2 separate regions of the Homo sapiens genome follow, and region 2 is linked to region 1. Evidence: read pairs that join two places in POLR2A ChIA-PET (ENCODE). Cell type or tissue: GM12878. All regions are shown on one strand.

Evidence for each region. ChIA-PET counts read pairs that join two places held together with the same protein. Peaks named below come from ENCODE experiments on the same cell type or tissue, not always from the same donor. Only the 100,000 strongest peaks of a DNase experiment are listed, where the experiment ranks them.
Region 2: POLR2A ChIA-PET joins it to region 1 with 7 read pairs; 5 of 35 experiments call an interaction of 5 or more read pairs at or near these places.

The regions. Positions count from the first base shown.
Region 1 is chr17:2,811,042-2,819,041 of GRCh38, reverse strand. The region is part of intron 2 of RAP1GAP2 (RAP1 GTPase activating protein 2); the gene reads right to left. Among named protein-coding and RNA genes, the nearest start is that of RAP1GAP2, 19 kb to the right of the region's middle. In GM12878, no CTCF peak of the experiment used is centred here; a DNase peak (open chromatin) is centred at 4,281; H3K4me3 peaks cover 991 bases; H3K27ac peaks cover 541 bases.
Region 2 is chr17:3,034,484-3,042,483 of GRCh38, reverse strand. It overlaps RAP1GAP2 (RAP1 GTPase activating protein 2), which reads right to left. Exons shown (of 25, transcript NM_015085.5): 25 at 4,743-8,000. Among named protein-coding and RNA genes, the nearest start is that of OR1D5, 25 kb to the left of the region's middle. In GM12878, no CTCF peak of the experiment used is centred here; no DNase peak of the experiment used is centred here.

The sequences.
Region 1 (8,000 bases):
GTCTCAAAAAAAAAAAAAATAGACTTTACAACCATGTGGACAGACACACATGCAGAACGATAATGGTAATATATCCATCCTGTGTCTGCTACATCCCCTCTCTGTTCTAAGCACTAGACATGTATAAACTTACTCAGTCTCCAAAACAACCCTTGCAGTAGGTTTCAGGCTTTGCTATTAGTCCAGTTTCAAAGATTAGAAAAGGGAGGCATGGAGAGATGAAGGAACCTGCCTGAGGTCTCACAGCTGCTGCGTGTCAGAGCCAAGATCTGAACCCAGGCAATCTAGCGCCAGAACGCCACCTCACACAAATTCAAAAGGATGTCAGGTATGTCCCTTTTTAATGCACACAAAAACTATAAATGTTTCTAGATACCTGTGTATGAATGTGAAAGCATTAAAAATGTGGGCTGAGGCCGGGCACGGTGGCTCACACCTGCAATCCCAAAACTTTGGGAGGCCAAGGCAGGTGGATCACTTGAGGTCAGGAGTTCAAGACCAGCCTGGCCAACATGGTGAAACCCCATCTCTACTAAAAAAAAATACAAAAATTAGCCGGGCGTGGTGGCACGCACTTGTAATCCCAGCTACTTGGGAGGCTGAGGCAGGAGAATTACTTGAACCGGGAGGCGGAGGTTGCAGTGAGCCAAGATCGCACCACTGCACTCCAGCCTGGGCAACAGAGACTCCGTCTCAAAAATAAATAAATAAATAAATAAATAAATAAATAAATAAATAAATAAATAAAGTGGGCTGAGAGAAAACACAAAATTCCTGCTAATGGTAGCCCCTATGGATGGAAGAAATAGAGGAACGGAGGCAAGCAGAAATGATGACCGGAACTTAACTTTATGTGTGTGTTTTATTTCTTTAATTTTAAAAAAAGCTAAAAAAATTAAACATAGAGGCCGGGCGCAGTGGCTCACGCCTGTAATCCCAGCACTTTAGGAGGCCGAGGAGGGCAGATCACGAGGTCAGGAGATTGAGACCATCCTGGCTAACACAGTGAAACCCCGTCTCTGTTAAAAATACAAAAAATTAGCCAGGCGTGGTCGTGGGCACCTGTAGTCCCAGCTACTCGGGAGGCTGAGGCAGGAGAATGGCATGAACCTGGGAAGCAGAGGTTGCAGTGAGCTGAGATTGTGCCCTACATTCCAGCCTGGGCAACAAAGCCAGACTCCATCTCAAAAACAAAACAAAACAAAAACAATTAAACATAGAGGCCAGACGCAGTGGCTCATGCCTGTAATCCTAACACTTTGGGAGGTTGAGGCAGTTGGATTGCCTGAGGTCAGGAGTTCAAGACCAGCCTAGCCAACATGGTGAAACCCCGTCTCTACTAAAAATACAAAATTTAGCCGTGTGTGGTGGCAGGCGCCTGTGATCCCAGCTACTTGGGAGGCTGAGGCAGGAGAATCACTTGAACCAGGGAGGCGGAGGTTGCAGTGAGCCGAGATCATGCCACTTCACTCCAGCCTGGGCAACACAGTAAAACCCTGCCTCAAAAAAAAAAAAAACTATACATAGAATTGCCATACGATCAGCAATTCTGCTCCTAAATAGATACCCAAAAGAACTGAAAACAGAGACCCAGATATTTATACACCTACGTTCACTGTGGCATTATTCGCAACAGCAAAAAAAAATTGGAAGCAACTCAGATGTCCATCAGTGAACACATGGATAAACAAAATGTGATACATGCAACAATGGGATATTATTCAGTCTTAAAAGGAAAGGAAATTCTAGGCCAGGCATGGTGGCTCACCCCTGTAATCCCAGCACCTTAGGAGGCCGAGGCAGGCGGATCACCTGAGGTCAGGAGTTCAAGACCAGCCTGGCCATCATGGCGAAACCCTATCTCTATCTCTACTAAAAATACAGAAATTAGCCTTGTGTGGTGGTGCACACCTGTAATCCCAGCTACATAGGAGGCTGAGGCACGAGAAACGCTTGAGCCTGGGAAGTGGAGGCTGCAGTGAGCCAAGATCATACCACGGCAATCCAGCCTGGGCAACAGAGCAAGACCCCATCTCAAAAAAAAAAAAAAAAAAAAAAAGGAAATTCTGACACACGCTACAACATGGATGAACCTTGAAGACATTATGGGAAGTGAAATAAGCCAGACACAGAAGGACAAGTACTGTGTGATTTCACCTATACACAGTTCACCGAGCAGTCAAATTCATAGAAACAGAAAGCAGAATGGTGGCTGCAGGGTGCTGTGGAGATGAGGGAATAGGGAGTTATTATTTAATGTATACGAAGTTTCAGTTTGGGATGATGAAAAACTTCTAGAAATAATGGTGATCCTTGCACAGCATTGTAAATGTACTTAATGTCACAGAATGGTGCACTTAAAAATGCTTTAAATGGTAAGTTTTATAATATGTATATTTTAACACAGTTTTTTAAAAAGACTTTGATGTAATCCCAGCACTTTGGGAGGCCGAGGTGGGTGGATCACCTGAGGTCAGGAGTTCGAGACCAGCCTGGCCAACATGGTGAAACCCCATCTCTACTAAAAAATATAAAAATTAGCCAGGTGTGGTGTCGGGCGCCTGTGATCCCAGCTACTCAGGAGGCTGAGGCAGGAGAATCGCTTGAACCCGAAAGGCGGAGGTTGCAGTGAGCCAAGATCGCGCCACTGCACTTCAGCCTGGGCGACAGAGTGAGACTCCGTCTCAAAAATAAATAAATAAATAAGAGGGTTTGATGAAAATGAGAAAAAATGTTAACAAGTGTCAATTCTGAGTCATGAGTACTCAGAGGTTTGCATGTCATTATCCTAAGAAAAAAAAAAAACAAAACAAAACAGCACCTCTGTATGGTCAGCAATGTGGAAAAAAGGACCTTAGCAGGCAGGATGCCCCCGGAGCCGGCTCGGGCCTCTTCCAGCTCTTCCCTCCCCCGCCTATTTTTACCAGATTATGGTTGCTATGGAAACAAGGGGCACCTTGGGCTCCCAGAGCTCAGCCCAGGTGCTGCTAACTCAAGGAATAAGGTCAGAGTGTGAATCAAATAAAAACCCGCTTGTCTGGGCCTTGTGTACACACACGTCTGCCCTTCTGACCACGTCCAGCCAGTGACTGCGTCCACGCATGTACCACAGGGATGCTCTGTCCTCAGCAGGGAGGCCTGGGTCCCGGTACACAATGCTCAGTGTGCCTGCGTAGGTACGCCTGCAGGCACGAGGGCACATCGCACAGTTACACGTGTGTGACCGCACAGCCCAGGACTGTTGTTAATATCGGAAATGGGGCCGGGTGCGGTGGCTCGCGCCTGTAATCCCAGCACTTTGGGAGGCCAAGGTGGGCGGATCACCTGAGGTCAGGAGTTCAAGACCAGCCTGGTCAACGTGGTGAAACCCCATCTCTACTAAAAATACAAAAATTAGCTGGGCGTGGTGGTGCGCGCCTGTAATCCCAGCTACTCAAGAGGCTGAGACAGGAGAATCGCTTGAACCGGGGAGGTGGAGGTTGCAGTGAGCTGAGATTATGCCACTGCAATCCAGCCTGGGTGACAAAGCGAGACTCTGTCTCAATAATAATAATAATAATAATAATAATAATAATAATAATAATATCAGAGATGTTAAGGCAGGTTACATGTGTTGAGCACTAGGTACCAGGCACTCTGTTCCCATTTCACCTGGATAATCTCATTTAAGCCTCACAACAAGCGCACCCACGTGCAGGTACTGTTATTATCCTCAGACAAAGAAACTGGGGCACAGAGAGGTTGCGCAGCCTGCCCCAGGTCACCCAGAGTACGTGAACCTGACTGCTGGAGCCGCACTGTGGGGGAAAGTGCTTTAAACGGCACTGGTTCCCGTGCAGCTGTGAAGCCAGCTGCCTCATCAGCAGCACCTCAGCGCTGGTAACACACAGGTTTCCTGGGCCCCACCCAGGCTGATGAGGCAGAATCCCCAAGCCCCAGGGTGGGGTCCGGAAGCTGCATTTTAACGAGGTCCCCTAGGTGATTCTGTACTGCAGCCAGGGTGGGCAGCCATGGGTCCAGCCTACGTTCAGCTGCCTGACAGGGTTGAACAGGGCATGGCAGGGTGGGACAGGGGCTGTCCCTCCCAAGTCCCGTTCCCGAGCTCGTAGAACAAAGCTCCTCAATTCCACGGGGCGTCTGCTGGTGGCAAAGCACCGAAGAAAGGGGCAATGGCTGCCGTCAACCCTCCCCCCCAACACCCCAGGGCAGGGCTACAAAAGTCAGTTATGTGGCTTTGTGGTCTGCCAGGCACGGATTTCCGCCCACTCCACCCTCTCAGAATGAGCTGGGTGTTGGGGTTGGGGGGGGTGGTACCACACTGCGGTAACCTACTGGTTCACAGCTCAACCCAAGGTAGGGAGGGGACAGCCACCTCACCTGGGTAACAAACAGTGAGACAGCCCGAGCTGGGCACGCTAGAGGCTCCCACGGTCTCAGACCCCAAGTGGGGAGGAACTCAGACAGAAACCACCAGATCCCCACGGCGCGGGAGGAGCTGCATGTGACCTGAGGTTCCGGCTGCCCCAGGGGCACAAGGAAGAGAGCCTTCCATGCCGATGGGGAAGGGGCTGTGCGTGGAGGAAGCTGCATGGAAGCTGGCCCTGGAAGGACGGGCAGGTTGTGACCCTGATGCTGACAGGGAAGGGGCAGCAAAGGCATGTTCCCTGTGGGCAGAGCAGCACAGCCACAGGCGAAAGTGCCCAGCCACACACAGCAAGTTCCACCCTCGGGCTGCAGCTGAAGATCAAGAGGAGGCACGATTGTGAGAAAACAAAACCAGAACTGACAGAGGCACAGAGAGGTTAAGTAACTTGTCCAAGGTCACCCAGCTGGTAGAGTCAGGATTTAAACAGAGGCTGCCTGACTGCCAAGCCCACAAATCAATCAGTAAGCTGGGGTCCCCACTTGGTGTCCTTTGCCCCTTTTCTTCTGTGAATATTTGAGAATGCTGTCAAGGTGAACCTACTAGGCCTAGAACAGTAGTTTTCAACGGAGTCGGGGAGATTTTATACCACTGCCCCAGAAATAGAGCAACGTCTGGAGACATTTTCTTTTTTTCTTTTCTTTTTTCTTTTTTTTGAGATGGAGTCTCACTCTGTTGCCCAGGCTAGAGTGCAATGGTGCGATCTCGGCTCACTGCAACCTCCGCCTCCCGGGTTTAAGTGATTCTCCTGCCTCAGCCTCCCGAGTAGCTACGATTACAGGCACGTGCCACCATGCCCGGCTAATTTTTTGTACTTTTTTAGTAGAGACAGGGTTTCACCATGTTGGCCCGGCTGGTCTCGACGAACTCCTGACCTCAGGTGATCCACCTGCCTGGGCCTCCCAAAGTGCTGGGATTTGTGAGCCACCATGCCTGGCCTGGAGACATTTTCATTATCACAGTGAGGGGTGGGTTGTGGGCATCTTGTGGATACAGGCTAGAGAGGCTGCGCAACACCCTACAACGCACAGGATGGCACCGTAAAACAAAGAGTCAGCCAGCCTCAAATGTTACCAGAAGCCCTGGCCCAGAGGGCTCACGCCCACCAGGAGCCCATTTTAACATCCAGCCTGACCTGAGTCATTGCCCAACCACTGACGGTCACCACACTTGTGTATCCCTTGGGGAAGTGCTTCCCAGGTTTGGCTGCCTATTGGAATGAACGGGGGATCTTTTAAAAGTATAGTTGGGCACCGCAGCTCACGCCTGTATTCCCAGCACTTTGGGAGGCTGAAGCAGGCAGATCACGAGGTCAGGAGTTCGAGGTCAGCCTGGCCAACATGGCTACTAAACCCCATCTCTACTAAAGATACAAAACATTATCTGGGCATGGTGGCATGCACCTGTAATCCCAGCTACTCAGGAGACGGAGGCAGGAGAAATCGCTTGAACCTGGGAGGCGGAGGTTGCAGTGAGCCAAGATTGCACCACTGCACTCCAGCCTGGGCGACAGGGCGAGACTCCATCTCAAAAAAAAAAAAAAGTACTGATGCTGGGTTCTACCCTCCGACATTCAGATTTAATTGGAACTGGGTACAACCTGGGCATCAGAATTTTTTTTTTTTTTTGAGACGGAGTTTCACTCTTGTTACCCAGGCTAGAGTGCAATGGTGCGATCTCGGCTCACTGCAACTTCCATCTCCCGGGTTCAAGCGATTCTCCTGCCTCAGCCTCCTGAGTAGCTAGGATTACAGGGAACCACCACCACGCCTGGCTAGTTTTTGTATTTTTAGTAGAGACAGGGTTTCATTATATTGGTCAGGCTGGTCTCGAACTTCTGACCTCAGGTGATCCACCCACCTCGGCCTCCCAAAATGCTGGGATTACAGGTGTGAGCCACTGCGCCCAGCCGGCATCAGAATTTTTAAAAGCACCTCCAGGTGAAACCAAATTGTAGAAAAGTTTGAGAACCACCGTCCTGGGGGAGGGAAGGAAGGAACAAACAAACTATTTGCTGTGACCCAAAGACAGCCCCCCACCAGATGGGGGCTGGGGGTCCCTACACCAGCATCCTGGCATGAGAAGCCCATCAGAGTCAGCACTATCAAGGTCTGCCTTCGGGCCAGCGTCTAGTAATAGGGAAGGCAGAGCTGGAGCCAGCTTGAGGGATGAAGAGTTAGTCACAGCTGGCAGAGACCGGAGGAGGAGGTTAATTAGAAAGCCTGTGTCACTGGGCAGGAGATAATGGGCCTGAACCGGGAGACAGGAGGAACCACCCCCCCATGACTCAGAGGCTTCTCAACCCAGTGACAGAAAAGAACTGGATCTGAAAGAGAGAAAAGGTTAATTGAGAGTCAGTTCAGTCTGGGAACAGAGCCGAAATGACCAGCCAGCCACTGAGGTCGGGGCAAGAGCACTGTTCTTGGGGATGACCTGGGGAGAGGGACTTGGGAGTCAGCCACAAAGAAACAAGAGCTGAGGCCTAAGGAGGTGAGCAGAGCAGAGGGTCCGGCTGACTCTGGTCTGCAGGGTAGGCTGCGGCCAGCTCTGTTCTTTAAAGTCTGCAGTTAGTTGTCAAGATTTTGTCTAAAACTCCAGATTTCCGGCCAGGCGCAGTGACTCATGCCTGTAATCCCAGCACTTTGGGAGGCCGAGCTGGGGGGATCACCTGAGGTTGGGAGTTCGAGACCAGCCTGGCCAACATGGTGAAACCTCGCCTCTAGTAAAAATACAAAAATCAGGCCAGGCGCAGTGGCTCACGCCTGTAATCCCAGCACTTTAGGAAGCAGAGGTGGGCGGATCACCTGAGGTCAGGAGTTCGGGACCAGCCTGCTCAACGTGGTGAAACCCTGTCTCTACTAAAAATACAAAAAATTAGCCAGAAATGGTGGCGCATGCCTGTAATCCCAGCTACTCGGGAGACTGAGGCAGGAGAATCACTTGAACCCGGGAGGCAGAGGTTGCAATGCACCAAGATCGTGCCATTGCACTCCAGCCTGGGTGACAGAGCGAGACTCCGTCTCAAAAAACAAAAAAACAAAAAAATACACACACAAAGAAACGGATTTCCAGCTGCTGTTATAAAATGGAAGATCCGCTAAGACAGGCCAGCATTCTTGCAGTGCCCAAGAGCTGAGGGTCCAAGTCAGAAAGCAGCAAGGATGGAGCTGATGGAGAAGCAGGAAAAGAACCAGGGGCCAGCACGTCACAGACGACAAGAGCAGCCCCTCACGTCCCGACCCTGCCCTGACCACCTCTGTGTTGTCCTATCGCAAGTTAGCAGCACCCCTGCTCAGGGTCTCAGCTTACTGATCTGTAAATAAGGAGGGTGAGGCCCATCGCCTCTAGCTGTCCATCCTCGTGTCCATGGGGCTCCTGCAGGGTGCCTGCAAAACCTGAACCCTTCCGACAAAGATCAGCCCAGGCAGGTGAGGAATCCCAAATATAGCTGCAGAGGCCGGGGTGACCAGCCAAGGGGAGGGAAGGGAAGACTCAGGGTGAAAAAGCAGCCTTCCAGTGTCTGCAGGGCTCTTAGTGGAAAGAGGGGTGAACCTTGTTGAATGGGGGTAAGTGGGGA
Region 2 (8,000 bases), 220 kb before region 1:
CACAGCCTGACAGCTTTTCCAGCCTCCTCCATATCCCACCTCCTCCGTTTTCACTCACAGGCCCTTCTCCTAATAATTTGTTGACGCTGTCTTGGTGTCTGCTTCTCAGACTCCCCAGACTCACCAGCGCTCTCCCCTGGGGCAGTATCAAAATGAGATGCCCCTTTGGCCCTTCTGCACCCCACCCTACCACACCAGGACAAAGAGGGGCACTGGTGTGAGAACTGACCAGCCATTTGTCAAAGAAAAATCACACCAGACAGAGTTAAATAGGCAAGGAAGATTTTACTCAAGACTACTGCAAAGGGGACAAAGACTGAACTCAACTTTGACACGTCAGGGACAGTTGCAGATTTATAGCCGATGGGCAGAGTGAGGAGTTTCCTTAGATGGGAAATTACTAAGAGGAGCCTAGGTATCAAGGGTGGGGGACGAGCAACTTGATCAAATATCAAGGGCAGGGCGATATTCACACTGGTTTATAAGATTCTTTGCTAAAACTGCCTTGGCAAACCAAGGACAGGTCGAGTGTGAGGCCTCATTGAAGAGACGGCCAGAGGATCCTGACTGAAGTACGGTCAAGGAGGGCGTCTTTGCCACGTCCCAAGCCAAGATCTGTACCCACCAGGCTTGCCCACCCCAGGAAATGGGTGAGAAGGGCTTTGCGTGGAATGTGAAGTTTACCACAAACAGGGCTGCGTCTGAACACACAAGAGACTGTTGTAATAACTGTTGTATTAACTGAGGATCACTGCAAGCTTAGGGAACTGGACCGCAATGTTGTTGTTAGAATAGAACCAGGGGACACCGAAGGTTGGTCAGAGCGCATGTGGGAGAGGGCATGGCTGGACACAGGGAGCACTCCAAAAACGAGACTGAGGGAAAATCTGAGCGCGGGCTGACCAGACTCCTCATGAAAGCTTTTCCCCCACGGAGCAGGCAAAACAGTGCCCCCACCCCCACCCCCACCCCCAAAATGTCCAGTGACTGCTACAAGCTGTTAGACGCTGAGTGGAAAAAACAGATTTTAAGAGTCCTAAAACTGAGCCCCAACCTGGAGGCGTGCCCACCTCGGGAGAAAGAACACCTGACCACAGACACCTAGACCGATCAGGGAGCTTTCAGAACCCTAGGAGAGCCTGCAGGCTTGGAGGGACAATACCGACCAGCATAGCTGATGACTTCCATGCCTCCTACATTTCCCACAGAGACAGGACATGTTCCACCTCCACAAAGTGTCCAGATATAGGTAACCTCACATTTTCTGGGAGGAAGGGTTGAACCCAGGAAGCAGCCGAACCGTGAGGTACAGATGGGCACAGAGAGTTTGTGTGAAAGATGAAGCTTGACTTGCAGCCAAGGGGACTCAACAGGTGGAATCTAACACCCGAGAAATAAGACATCTGTAACCGTGGGCTCAGACAGGCACCACTTGGCACAGCATGATGGCAGAAGCGTGGGATGCTGGACACATGGGTTCCAGGACAGGGGCTCCAAGCTGGGCAGGGAAACCAGAGAGAGCCAGGATGCACTTTTCCTGATACATTTCTGTGCATCTAGAACCTTCCAAGTCTGGAACTTCCTTTCATATTGAGCTCAGCATATGAGATTTGGATCCCAAACTGAAATTTGAAACTGATCCCTTAAGTGAAACGGGAATAATACATGCCTTCGTGGGCTTTTCAGATGACTAAATTAGATGATCATTGTGAGTTCTGGGCTGGGGCAGTGGCTCACACCTGTCATCCCAGTGCTTTGGGAGGCCGAGGCAGGCGGATTACCTGAGGTCAGGAGTTCGAGACCAGCCTGGCCAACTTGGTAAAACCCCGTCTCTACTAAAAATACAAAAAATTAGCTGGGCGTGGTGGCACATGCCTGTAGTCCCAGCTACCGGGGAGGCTGAGGCAGGAGAATTGCTTGAACCTGGGAGGCAGAGGTTGCAGTGAGCTGAGATTGTGCCACTGCACTCCAGCCTGGGCGACAGAGTGAGACTCCATCTCAAAAAAAAAAAAAAAAAGTGAGTTCTGCTACGGCAGTTGTGTTGAAAATGGAAATGGAGTCCAATGTAGTTGATATAATAGGAAACAATCGGAGTATCATGGAAGTTGCCCTTTAGCTTACGCTCCTCATCCATGAGAAATATTAGGTGAGTGCCAAAACCGGCAGCCAGCTAAATCAAGCTGCACAGGGACACACAAAATACACATACACCTCCAACATCTGCCAGCTGCCTCAATACACCATGTGCCGGGGGCCATACCCATCCACCTCTGCTGTTACTGTCCATCCAATTTCAGAAAAGCTCTCTTTCCACCGCTTCACAACCTGCCAACAACCGATTCCACAAGCAAACTTCCCATCTTATTAAAGCTAAACTGCCTTTATTGTAGCCCTTATGTATTTCTCAATCATTTAACACGTGTAAAATTGTTATCAAGTTCCTGTCTTTTTATTTTTACGTCACTGACAAAGTGTTTGAGTGTTACGTCCCTAACCCCATTGTTTGCCATAAGCCCTGTGGTTGCACCATCTCCCATGGTGTATGTTTAGGAAGTGCCATGTTGTGTGATAACAGAACTGACAACCCAGGGAAAACACCGAGCATATGGTGAGCTTTCAGTGTCAGTTGCTCGTATTATTATTATTATCGAACCTCTGGTGCTTGCATAACACTTGCCATTTCTCAAAGCTCTTTCCCAATAAATTCATTTTTCTCCTCATGCTAGCTATGTGAATTATTGTTCTAATTATACACAAAAGAAAATGCAAATCATGGGGAGTTAATGAATTTGCCCAAGACCACAAAAGGAAGTCATGGCGGAATCTTTTTTTTTTTTTTTTTTTTTTTTGAGATGGAGTCTCGCTCTGTCACCCGGGCTGGAGTGCAATGGCAAGATTTCAGCTCACTGCAACCTCTGCCTCCCAGGTTCAGGTGATTCTTGCAGCTCAACCTCCCGAGTAGCTAGTATTACAGGCACCTGCCACCAGGCCCAGCTAATTTTTGTATTTTTAGTAGAGACGGGGTTTCACCATGTTGGCCAGGCTGGTCTTGAACTCTTGACCTCAAGTGATCCGCCCGCCTCAGCCTTCCAAAGTGCTGGGATTACAGGCATGAGCCACCGCGCTCGATCAGCAGATTCTTAAACACCTGTTCCTTGCCTTCAAATTTATTCAGGAAAAAAAAAATGCAGATATTACTTCAAGCTGTACAGCCAAGCAGTGTAAAGCAAAGTGTATGTGAGAACAGGGCCATTCAGGAGTCAGAGGAGGACGGGAAGAGAGAGCATGCAACCGTGAGGGAAACCTGGAAGGAGTGAGTGAGGAATCTGAGAAGCAGGCAGAGGGAGAACACCGCAGGATGGACACGAATCACTGAACAGCCAGGCTCTCAAACTCAGCCATGACAGAGACCAACAGATAACAGGAATGAGTGAAATCTTCCAGGTGTAAACAGTAGGGGACGGTGGAGACTGTGGGACACTCAAGGTCCCAGTCAAAAGGGAAAGATTCCAGTGAACTCTAACCAACTCATGCCTGAGGAGTAGATTCAGCATCTGATTTTTATTTATTTATTTATTTATTTATTTATTTCCCGAGACAGAGTCTCCCTCTGTCACCCAGGCTGGAGTGCAGTGGCACGATCTTGGCTCACTGCAACCTCTGCCTCCCAGGTTCAAGTGATTCTCCTGCCTCAGCCTCCCGAGTAGCTGGGACTACAGGCACCTGCCACCACGCCCGGCTACTTTTTTTTTGTATTTTTAGCAGAGATGGGTTTTCACCATGTTAGCCAGGATAGTCTTGATCTCCTGACCTCGTGATCCGCCCACCTCGGCCTCCCAAAGTGCTGGGATTACAGGCATGAGACACCACGCCCGGCCCTGATTTTTTAAAAGCAGCAGAATTTGGGATTTATGTAAAATTTCTTTTTTTTTTTTTTTTTTTTTTTTTGAGGCAGAGTCTTGCTCTGTGTCGCCCTGGCTGGAGTGCAGTGGCGCAATCTTGGCTCACTGCAACCTCCGCCTCCCGAGTTCAAGAGATTCTCCTGCCTCCTGAGTAGCTGGGATTACAGGTGCCTGCCACCACACCTGGCTAAATTTTGTGTTTTTAGTAGAGACAGGGTTTCACTATGTTGGCCAGGCTGGTCTCGAAAGCCTGACCTGAAGTGATCCGCCCACCTCAGCCTCCCAAAGTGCTGGAATTACAGGCGTGAGCCACTGCGCAGAGCTTTTTTGTTGCTGTTGTTGTTTTGAAACACAGTATCACTGTCGCCCAGGCTGGTGTGCACCGCTGCAATCACAGATCACTGCAGCCTTGACTTCCCAGGCTCAAGTGATCCTCCCATCTCAGCCTCCTGAGTACCTGGGACCACAGGTACGTGCCACCTGCCCAGCTAATTTTTTAGGGGTTTTTTGGGGTTTTGGTTGTTTTTTGTTTTTTTTTTTTTTTTTTTTTTGGTACACATCGGGCCTCACTATGTTGCCCAGTCTGGTCTCAAACCCTTAGGCTGAAGAGATCCTCCTGCCTCAGCCTCCCAAAATGTTAGGATTCTGGGTGGGAGCTACCACGCCCGGCCACTTTTCTAATTGTCGTCAGTTTTTTAAACATCAACAATTAATGTAAATGTTTAAAAATACATCTCAGACTAAAGTAACACATCTATTGGCCAGAGAATATGCAACTTCCAGTGAACTGAACAGTGACCCCCAGGCCCAGGGCCCCATGCAAAGAACTCTGAACACTGATGGACACAAAATATGTTATTTATTGTCAATTTCTGCAAAGACACATTTAAGCAACAAAATATACATTTGTCAACCTTTTAGAATTTGTTTTGTACATTAACAAATACAATGTGCTACCATAGCAATAAATTAAATGTACATTATTTACATTACATAGGCAGTTGGGATCTACGAATCACCTCCTCACTAAGAGGAAAGAAAGCAAAGTCGTCGTCACATGGAGCATCACTTCCAAGCCACAGTTCTTAGGTTCGACCACACAGGGGAATCTGCACATTCACACGCCAGCAGTCCCCGAGCTGGAGTGTCCAAGGGGAACACCCAAAACAGGAGAGAGCTGCACGCATGCTAAGGAGCAGGAAGCGGGGGGGGGGGGGTAGTTCACACTTCCAAGCAGAAATGTCACAAAATCAAAGACGATGGCAATTAAATTCCAGTCTTCCAGCCAAATGCCCCCCTCCCCAGGGCTGGTAAGGCACAGGACAGAGCCGCTGCCCCACAGCCTCTCACTCGGCAGGGCTCTGCTGCCCTTGGCCCTAGTGGGGCTTGTCTTCTTCCTCCCAAAGGGGCACACGGTCCAGCTGAAGGGAGGGAGACATGGGATTGGGGTGTACAAGGGGCTGGCGGTAAAACAGAGTTTGGTAAAAGAATACCCCAGCCAGCCCCACCAGGCTGCAGGATCAGGCTTGGCAAACTTTACTGGCCTCCCCTTGCCTCGATACAGGGTAGCTAGAGGCTGGGGGAGGAGCCGAGGGGTCCTGAGCATGGCTGACTGGCCTGGTCCCTGCTGGCCTCCTGTACCCATGAGATCTACTCGAACCCCCAACTGCTTAAAACAGATCTGTCTCTACTGACTTAGAAACCAATGAGAAAGGTAGTGTTTGAGTTGGCACCTGGCAGGGTCAGGGAGGAAAGCGAAACAGGCTCTTGTCCTGCCTTGTCACGGGAGCCTGAGTTTCTATTAACCACCTTCGTTTAAGAATCAGGGAGAAATGAAGAGTTTTTCTTTGACCACTTTTCCTCTTAATTTAGGAAAAGGGAAGCTGAGGGTGGGTGAACAGCATCTTTTTCCCTGGCCTCTGCCCCCATTACACAGCCCCCATCAGGAGCTGAAGAACCGATCCCACTGAGGAATAGTTCACTGAATCCCTTTCCCTCCTCGTTTTCTTGGTTCAAGCTGCATCCAAAGCCCAAGGGTCCTCACTGAAAAATCCTAGAGACTATCCCCCCTGATGAAAAAGAGCAGAAACTGCAGCCTCACCAGCATCCTTGACTGCTCACCTCCATGCCAGTGCCAAAGCAGCAGCTAACTGGCTTCCCCAAAACCCAGGGCCCCAGGAAACGCAGCCACTTATTCAACCAACCATGTAGGCGCTGCAGAGGAAGGGACCCTGGGTTGAGGGTTCTAATCCCAGCTTTGCCAACAGCCAGCTGTGTGACCTCAAGCAAGTTACTCCCCTCACCTGGGCTAAGATTTCTCATCTGGACGATGACATGGTTGGATGAGATGCTAAAAAGAGCCAGCAGGCTTGTGTTGAGATGATGCTGACAAAGCTGAACCACTGAATCTTTTTCAAGAAACGTCATTTTACATGATTGGCATAGACAGACACTCTCATTAAGACCTTCCATCGCGAGCTTTTCTGCACCTGTTTTTAAGCGTCAACTGAGCTGGAGGCATATGGGTGACCCTACAGTGCCTGAAAAGTAGTTTCTTCAGTGAGTCAGGCAGTTCCCAGAGCCAGAGATGTGTCCCGGAAAACATCCCCTCGTGGAGATCACAGTGGAAATGCCTCAAACACCAGCGTGAGCACCATCTAGATGAGCCTAGTCACGAGGGCCAATGAGGTTTGGGCAAATCTTTGAGCCCCAAGACTGGGCGCAGCATAAAAGGAAAGACATTTTAGATCAGAGCAGATGTAGGGACAGCGTGGGGGAAACAGCCCTCCAGGAACCCGAGCTGCCCGCCCCGTGGTCTAGGGGAGGGAGGGGAGGCTGGGCCATCCTTGTTCTCCTCCTCCCTCTCAGCACTGCCCGGGTGGGCTGGAAGTGCACACTCTGGAAGCCACAGGATGGAGCTCCTAGAGATAGTGAGGCATGACCAGAGGGAAGAGGCATTTGGGGTCCTGTTCAGATCATTCCAACAGCAAACCGGGCATGGAGACCCCATCTCAGGTCTGTGCTTCTCTGGGGGCCACCCAGCCATCCTGCCCACCAGCTCAGAGGCAGGGACAAAGCCCTCCCAAGAGGCAGCAGGCAGCAAGGGTCAGCCAGCGCAGTGGGGACAGGCAGGTATGGGATTCCCAAATGGGACAGCATGGTGACAACCTGGAAACCCCAAAGGACCCCAGATGGCAATGTGACACGGCCCATCCACCAAGCACCTGTAATGCCGGCTTCCCACAGAGGCGAGCCAGATCCTGCAACTGTTCTTAAAGAAATGCAGTTTGACCTTGCCAGTGCCTCCAGAAGCCCAGCCAACAAAACGCGTCCAGAACGTACAGGCCTCTTTCCAGCCGTGGGGGCTGCTACGGTGACTCTTCATAAAAGCTAAACAGATATTTTGTTGACCTTCTAACAAGAATAAATTTTACTAGACTAGTACTTTAGAGAAAGTACTAGCAAAGGGAGAGCTCCTCTCCAGCTTGCAAACAGGACTCAATCATTCCCACACACGTGGCGGGGAAGAAAGATCACAATGTTGCTTGAATGGCAAAAGCTATAGGGAGAATTTCACAATGTCAGTTAAAAAAAAAAAAAAAAAGTGTAGTATTTATATCTTGGGCACAGGTCCAGATCCCTATGGGAATAAAGCATTCAGCTGGAAATCCTTGTCATTGGTCGTGGGGCAGGTGCCCAGCCAGTGTCACTCTGCAGCCCCGTCTGCACTGAAAGGGGCTCTTCAGGCTCGTTGTACCTGGAGGATGCCCACCTTAACCCCAACCCGGGCCCATCGGCAGAGAAGCCCACGGCGCTGCAGACTCGGAAGGGGGAGAAGCCAGGAGGGGATGTCCTTGGAGGTGAGCTGGCTGTCCCAGCAAGGGGGCTCTGTGGAGGGTGGGGGTGGCATGTGGGTCACAGGGTCTGACCCACACCCAGATGGGGTCCAGGTTGCAGAAACCCTTCAGATGTGACAGCTGCCTACAGACCCGCAGCTGGAGAGGGGAACAGGATTGGGGGGTTGAGCCCCAGACGCAGCTGCCCAAGGGCACAGTAGCTGGAAAAGGCCCCAGGGCCAGGCTGGGCCCCCCAAGACTC